Linked DNA regions of Homo sapiens: regions 2 and 3 are each linked to region 1. Evidence: chromatin loops called from intact Hi-C (ENCODE). Cell type or tissue: gastrocnemius medialis. All regions are shown on one strand.

Evidence for each region. Peaks named below come from ENCODE experiments on the same cell type or tissue, not always from the same donor. Only the 100,000 strongest peaks of a DNase experiment are listed, where the experiment ranks them.
Region 2: it touches region 1 in a loop (8-fold over the local background); 57 of 110 quality-filtered maps call a loop at or near these places.
Region 3: a loop joins it to region 1, with 9 times the contacts of the local background. A loop is called at or near these places in 44 of 110 quality-filtered maps.

What each region holds. Positions count from the first base shown.
Region 1 is chr3:27,133,156-27,135,655 of GRCh38, forward strand. All of the region lies in intron 31 of NEK10 (NIMA related kinase 10), which reads right to left. Among named protein-coding and RNA genes, the nearest start is that of NEK10, 230 kb to the right of the region's middle. RefSeq lists a silencer at 1,143-1,302. In gastrocnemius medialis, a CTCF peak has its summit at 1,223 (motif pointing right); a DNase peak (open chromatin) is centred at 1,246; H3K27ac peaks cover 931 bases.
Region 2 is chr3:27,277,720-27,280,219 of GRCh38, forward strand. All of the region lies in intron 22 of NEK10 (NIMA related kinase 10), which reads right to left. Among named protein-coding and RNA genes, the nearest start is that of NEK10, 90 kb to the right of the region's middle. In gastrocnemius medialis, no CTCF peak of the experiment used is centred here; no DNase peak of the experiment used is centred here.
Region 3 is chr3:27,253,592-27,256,091 of GRCh38, forward strand. All of the region lies in intron 23 of NEK10 (NIMA related kinase 10), which reads right to left. Among named protein-coding and RNA genes, the nearest start is that of NEK10, 110 kb to the right of the region's middle. In gastrocnemius medialis, no CTCF peak of the experiment used is centred here; no DNase peak of the experiment used is centred here.

The DNA.
Region 1 (2,500 bases):
GAAGGAACAGGGCCACCTGAGCAGCCCGAATGGAACTGAGTAAGAAATAAACCTCTATTGTGTCAAGCCAAGGAATTTCAGGGTGTAACTGTTCGTTCAGCATGACTTAACCTTATCTTATTTACTCAAGTTTTGTCAGACAGGAGGACATATAAAAGATAATGGCAGAGCAAAGAATAGGGCCTACAGGGAGGGGCTCACAACACTGATTGCACAGCCAAATAAAAACTTTTCATCATCCCAAATATAGTAGAATGTAGGGCCCATTATGAAGTACTGTAATTATATAAAACAGGAAAATAATTCAATTGAAAAATGTTTTTAAAAATATATCTTTGGCTGGGTGCAGTGGCTTATGCCTTTAATCCCAGCACTTTGGGAGGCCGAGGCAGGAGGATCACCTGAGGTAAGGAGTTCAAGACTAGCCTGACCAACATGGAGAAACCCCATCTCTACTAAAAATACAAAATTAGCCGGGCATGGTGGTGCATGCCTGTAATCCCAGCTACTTGGGAGGCTGAGGCAGGACAGTTGCTTGAACCCCGGAGGTGGAGGTTGTGGTGAGCTGAGATAATGCCATTGCACTCCAGCCTGGGCAATGAGAGCGAAACTCCATCTCAAAAAATAAAAAATGTATCTTTTATCCTAGTGTTTGAGTCAAAATACGTTAATTAGCGAAGAAATAAGACTCTTCTGGAGATACTGAAGCACTTCAGTGTACTCTGAAATGTTTTGTAGGTTGGCAGCACTGAGTCTCCTCTGACCTCTTTTCAGGTCAATATTATAGTTTCTTTTGCCTTAATCCAGATGGGATCCCTTCCTCGGCTCCCAGCAAATAGTCATAATTATTATTGTCCTTTCACATGAAATGAAAGGAGGAAATTTAAAAAAATGTGGAATAGAGAAAGAAAAGAGAGGAAGGGGGGTGCAGGGAGAGAGAGAGAGATTTCTCAGCATTAAGGAGCAAATCAAAGACAGATGAGAAGGAAAATGAGTATAAATGATATATGTGTGTGAGAGAGAAAAGCAAAAGAGAAATGAATTTAACTTAGAATAGAAACAGACATGAAGGTGAGGAGCATGTGCATGTATATTCCTAGCAGGAAGATGGGATGGAGTAATGAGGGGACCAGAAAGTACCTGGACAGAGCACAGGTTTGATAATTCCCTTTTGTAATGCACCAAAAGTTGCCACTTCCCCAAACCAAACACCAGAGGGCAGTGTTGGCCCAGAACCCTCTAGCTGCTGCCCAGCTGACTGCAAGGGGCTGTCAAACAGAAAGGCAGCGAGCCTTCTCTGCTATGACAAACTTTTGAAAGTGTGGAACACCAGTGGGCTCATAGCTTCCTTCAAAGGGGACTTAACCCACTACTGGAAGCTATGAGTATCAGATTATTAATTCAGGTACTCTGAGAATTCTTGCGATTTATTTAACTTGAGAAGCCTCTAGTTAAGTTAGAATTGTTTTTACTGCTCCTGATGGTCTGAATTAAGCCTCAAAAACTCATTTGAGTAAGTTAACATTCAGTCAACTTAAGCTGCATATATATTAGAAAGCTATTGATCTTACTGGAATAATTATTACAATGGACAGCACCCCATCTTTGAAGTTTTTTCATACAAGAATTTAAAATTTTACACAAAATGATGACTCATGCATAGTTTAATTGCAGGTGATATAAACATAATAATATATTATACGTAAGGACTATAATACTAAGAATAGAATATTAATGTCTATGATTCATTTGAGCCAGACACTATGACTACTCATTTATGCGCAGTCTCACTTTTTTCTCCACGACAAACTTATAAAGCAAGTACTATTTTATAGGTGAGGAAGTCAGAGCTTAAAGACATTATGTAACATGCAAGAATACTTTCTGAGCAGCGTCTTCTAGCACAGCCATTATTCTAGAACAGATGCCACCATGACTAGCATTACTGTAGGATAGCACTTTATAGTTTAGAAACATTTTCAGCCAGGCACGGTGGTTCATGCCTGTATTGCCAGCACTTTGGGAGGCAAAGGTGGGAGGACCGCTTGAGCCCAGGAGAGTTCAAGACCAGCCTTGGGCAACATGGCAAGATCCATCTCCAATAAAGAAACAAATAAACAAACATTTTTACATACTTTATTTCATTTGAGGCAAGTAGTCTCATAAGCTCCCCCATCTTACAAATGAAGAAAGTGACTCTTAAAAAGATAATTACTTCCTCAAAGTCACACACCTAAAAGCTTGGTTTTTGTTTGCTTGTTTTTACTATACTACACAAAGTAACAAAATAATGAAAGCCGATCTGCATGTTTTATACTAGGTTTTCTCAAACTTGCATAATATTAATATTGGAAAAGAATATATAGATTTCTACATATGGAAGAATATATGGATTCTTTTAAAGAACTTGCTATATTCTCTAGTATCTCCAAGAATACATCAGAAGACTATCCATTGTTCACAGGACTCCATTTGATAAAAAGTGATTTAAGTTAGTTCC
Region 2 (2,500 bases), 140 kb after region 1:
TGATAGACTATATAACTATTCACTCATATTCTCTCGGAGGAGGAATGCATCCACATCCTGCTACACCTGACTTTCTTTGACCAATGAAATCTGAGTAGAAGTAACATGTGTTACTTTGGGACAGAAGTTTTAAGAGCCACGGCATGGTTTCCCATGTTCTGTCTTTCCTGCCTCTGGGATGTAGAAGCAAGTACAGAGGAAGCTCCCTTATTGACACATAATGGACATGTAGCATTAGCAGGATAGGAGTCTTGTTAAGTCAGAGGCAGACAAAATTTTCTGTAAAGACCAGATAGTAAACATTTTAGGCTTTGCCTAAATGGAACAAATATGGTCTTTGTCATGTATTCTTCCTTTTTCAACAAGCATTTAAAAATATAAAAACCAGTCTTAACTCACAGGACATATAATAATAGGTCACAACTTGATTTGTCCCACAGGCTGTATTTTGCCACTGTTTTAGGCTGTATTTTGCCACTGTTTTAAGCTGTTGAGAATTTCAGGTTACTTATTACATGTTACAGTATTTTGCATATACATTCTAGCCTTCATCACTCTGTAACAGAATTATAAGCTTCATTAAGACAGGGGTTATGTCCTTCATGCTTGCTGTGCTCACTTGTAGGATGTGTCAGCTAGGAAGGTAATTGCTGAGTGAATAACAGACGTTTTCCCCATAGGACTGTGAGCTCAGGGAGCAGAAACCATGGCTTTTCATCTTATATCTATCCCAGCAATGCCTGACCTGTGATAACATTTGAAGAGCCTTGGAGCCTTTGATAAACTTTACACTGAATCAGGTTTTTTCTTGTTGTTATCATCAGAGCAGGTGCCAAATATCACTTGAGAAACAGAAATTCACATAGCCTGTTTGTTTGCAAGATGAACATGTGACCTTCTGTGTCATGTACTAAAGTCCATGCCTGAAATCTATTAACTATAATTAAATGAGTTTTGTTTTTTCTTTTCCTTTTTTATTTGAAAGCAGAGGAGGCAAGCGGACATGGAAGGTTTACATTAAAATAAGGGTTTTTGAAAAGGTCAAGAAATCTGGAATGGTGGGTTCAAGGGTAAGTTCAGTTTTACCAAATTCCCTCAAGAGTCATTTTGTAATGTGATGGCACAATATGGACCTTATTTGGCAAGTGACAGTATTTAGGGCAAATGTTGACTGTGTCTCACCCCATGTACCACTGAATCGGGGTCTGTTTCCTTGGATGGTTTCAAAGGCTGCAAATAAATGGAGAACAAGACCTGAACATGTGTCATGGCACATGCCATCAAAAGATAGTCTTTCAAATGGAAATATATTTAGACTTAAAAATATATAGCATTTGCAAAACCAAGCATAGCAGAATATGTGAGTACTTTCTATTCTGCTTCCTCATCAAAGCAAACTCCTGCCAGCATGCTTACTATAAATAAGTGCAAACCAACCTCAATCTTAAAACATTTAATTCACCTATATTGAGAAAAATGAGAAGATGAAAATTTTAGTTTTCTGAAAGCTTTTTTTTCTGATCACATTTTCAGTACACTTTGTCTCATGCATCTTAAACATCATTTGGCAATTCTGTGTTTCTTTTCTGGAAGTAAATAAACCTTCTAGCGCAAGCAAAGAGAAAAATAAAACATAACAAGGCTGCCCCTCTGTGGTGACATGCTTTCACACCCACAGCAGCCAGCCCATTCTCACAGGCTCTACTAATTGCAGCTGCATTCCACTTCCTAAAATATGGAAATTTTATACACTTACTTTTAAATTAATGCTGCAGGGTTTTAATTTAACCATAATCCCTCTTAAAGATAAGAGACTAATGGACATATTTACATTATATCAATAGAGATAGACACTGAAAAATATTTCAGCACTATTATATTTAAAGTATTTTTTAAAGAATGACATCAAATCTCTGTGGATTATCTTTTCAGTCATAAAATCATTTTATAGTCACTGAAAATAATGGGAGTACATGAATGCCCTAACCACACAATTGCTTTAGTGAAGAGAAACTAGACTAGGCTAGGATCCCATTCTGAGCTCACTAGCTTCTGTGTCTGAAGGCTGCTAGCCTCACCAGTATGCCACCAACCTGTGCTGCTTCTTTATTTGACACTAGGAAAATACTGCTTCACTTAAAGCTAAACGGCCTTAAAATCTGGAAGTAGGCCGAGCGCGGTGGCTCACGCCTGTAATCCCAGCACTTTGGGAGGCCGAGGCGGGCGGATCATGAGGTCAACAGATCGAGACCATCCTGGCCAACATGGTGAAACCCCGTCTCTCCTAAAATACAAAAATTGGCTGGGTGTTGTGGGTTAAAAGGTGAATTGACCATATGTTTTTATCTCCTCTAAATCTCAAACCCCCTAAAATGGAAAAAAAAAAAAAAAAAAAAAAAAGCTGGGAGAGGGGATATTCTTTGGAATGTTACTAACCCACAGGAACAATGAGAATGGGCTTGGCAACAACAGAGGATGAGATATTCCAATAAATGTGTGG
Region 3 (2,500 bases), 120 kb after region 1:
GAGGCACTTCCTACAAGAGTTGACAAAGAGACCTTTCTTCCATTCAGTAAGTTAATATCTGAGGAAGCAAAAGCAAATGGAAAGGGCAAAATGACATGGGGACATCAAACTCTGGGGACCCTGCAGGGAAGGGAAAGGGGTGCCTAGGCATCTCTATGGCATCCAAATGTCCACATCCCAGGTCCACATTTATAGGCTCAGACAAGCTTAGAAAAATTAATGAAAATAAGAATTATAGAATTACAAAAAAATTCTAGAATGTCGGGACCCTAGCCAGACTCCTACTCACATTTCCAGTACAAGTCTATGGCATCATACCTCAAGCAATGGCCCTCCAGCTCTCTGCCTGGAATGCCCCAGCCCACGCCCTGGCATGCCATAAGCACCTGGGCATAAGCTCCCCAGAGCAGCCCTCAGTCAGATGCTGAGGGCTCCCCCTTGTGATTGGAAAAAAAATACTCCAACCTCTCATCCGGTGCGCAGGGCAACTCAAAGACATCCTGTACACCAAGCTAGTCCAACCCCCGGCCCACGGACCGCATGTAGCCCAACATAAACTCAAAAATCTTTTTTAAAACATTATGAGATTTTGGTTTTTTTCAATTTTTAAAAGCCCATCAGCTATCTTTAGTGTCAGTGTATTTTGTGTGTGGTCCAAGACAATTTTTCCTCTTCCAATGTAGCCCAGAGAAGCCAAAAGATTGGACACCCCTGCTTTACACTATATCCCAGATAATACTCTATGAACCTAATTATTAATGTTCACTGTACTGGCTGCTTTCCCTCCCAATCTCACTTCACCACTCTCCTAATAGTGTTTCCTGGGACCTCCTCCTAAATAAACAATTTCACTCAAATTCTTGTCCCAGATTCTGCTTTTGGAGAATCCCAAATTAAGAAAGAAACACAATATGATGTAGGACTGAGTTCTTTTAACTCCATACTCAGTTAAGGACATCAAAAACTAGCAAGAAAGACGGTTTGTGAGCCCAAATTCATAGTAAAACCTATCAGACAAGAGGCATTTCTAATAACTCGGAGAGATGAGAGAAGGGAGTAGAAAGAAATTTTTAAAGCAATTTAAAAGAATAAGAAGTTGACAGAAAGATAAATGGTAGTAAGATATACTTTACATGCTATTAAAACAATCATAGTACACATACATGAAATAATAGCTTATCTATATGAGTAGGTTCAGCTTACAAACCCTTCAGTTAATTTAAAAATTAAATGAAAATGTGAAGCCGTGTTTGCGCTAATACGGCAAAAAAGTTGGCATGTTTTGGATTTCTTCCTACGTATTCTATGGATTCTGTCTCTTTCTCTTACACACACACACACACACACACACACACACACACAGTTGATACTATCATATGAGCAATTCTAAACTTAATTCAAAGTCTCAGGAATAAAAATATGCTTTCACCAAGTATGACCAGCAGAAATTTAAGTTTGTGTTTTAATTGTTCTGCAATTTGACAATCAAATCTGTTCAGAGATATATGATTACTTGACACTTTTATGATCAAATTTTATTGTTTATTTTATAAAAACAGTACACAGTGAAACAAAAGAAAATTATTCTTCTCTCAGAAAGTAACGAGTAGGTCAGCCTTACTGTTAAGAGGATAAGTAGACATCATATAAGCTTGCAGCTTACAAGGTACATGTTAGCCTGCCACAGTTTCTTTGCATCTTCTCATGAAACCACTTTCAAGAATAAAGATGTAAAACATATCCAGTAAGATAAATGAAAAGTCACCCTCTTAAAACATTATTCTGAACACTTCTGCATGAAAGGACTTTGTAAAATTAGGCTGCTATTTTTAGACAATTTCTACTCTTCCTCAAGAAGAGTCGTGTTTAATTCTATCCCCAGGACTCAATTGTACAACTATAGGCTAGATTTAAAAAAAAATAAAAGTGTCTTGATTGCTTGACCTGTTGAATCAGATTTCAGAATATTTCCCTGAAATCTGCTTTTCTACTCTTTACCATAACTGTTTGCTAATTTCAGCAGATTCAGACAAATGACATGTGATCAGCAAAAGAAGATTCTTACTTCATAATAATTAATGGCTTGCAAAGGAACCCCCAAAGTATGCCAAAGAATTTAAGTGTCTCGATTTATCAAAATATAAACACTCATTTATCTAAGAAGCAATTTACTTTGTAAACATATGTCTAAGTATACATATCATTATTTATTCATTCACACAATAAAGTTTATTCAGTGCCTATTATTTGCCAGATACTAGGATAGGTATTAGTGTACAAAAATCCTTGCCCTGCACTTGAATGTTTATAGGTAGAAAAGAGAAAAAGAGTCATACATACAAGAGGGTACAATAAAATGTTCCAAGTATCATGTTGGGTAGCATATCTATTACTTCATTCTCAGATTCATTAAACAACTATTGCACACCTACTATATGCCAAGGATCATTGCAATTTACAATTGATATAAGTAATCCCCATGAGGGGCATGATACCTTAG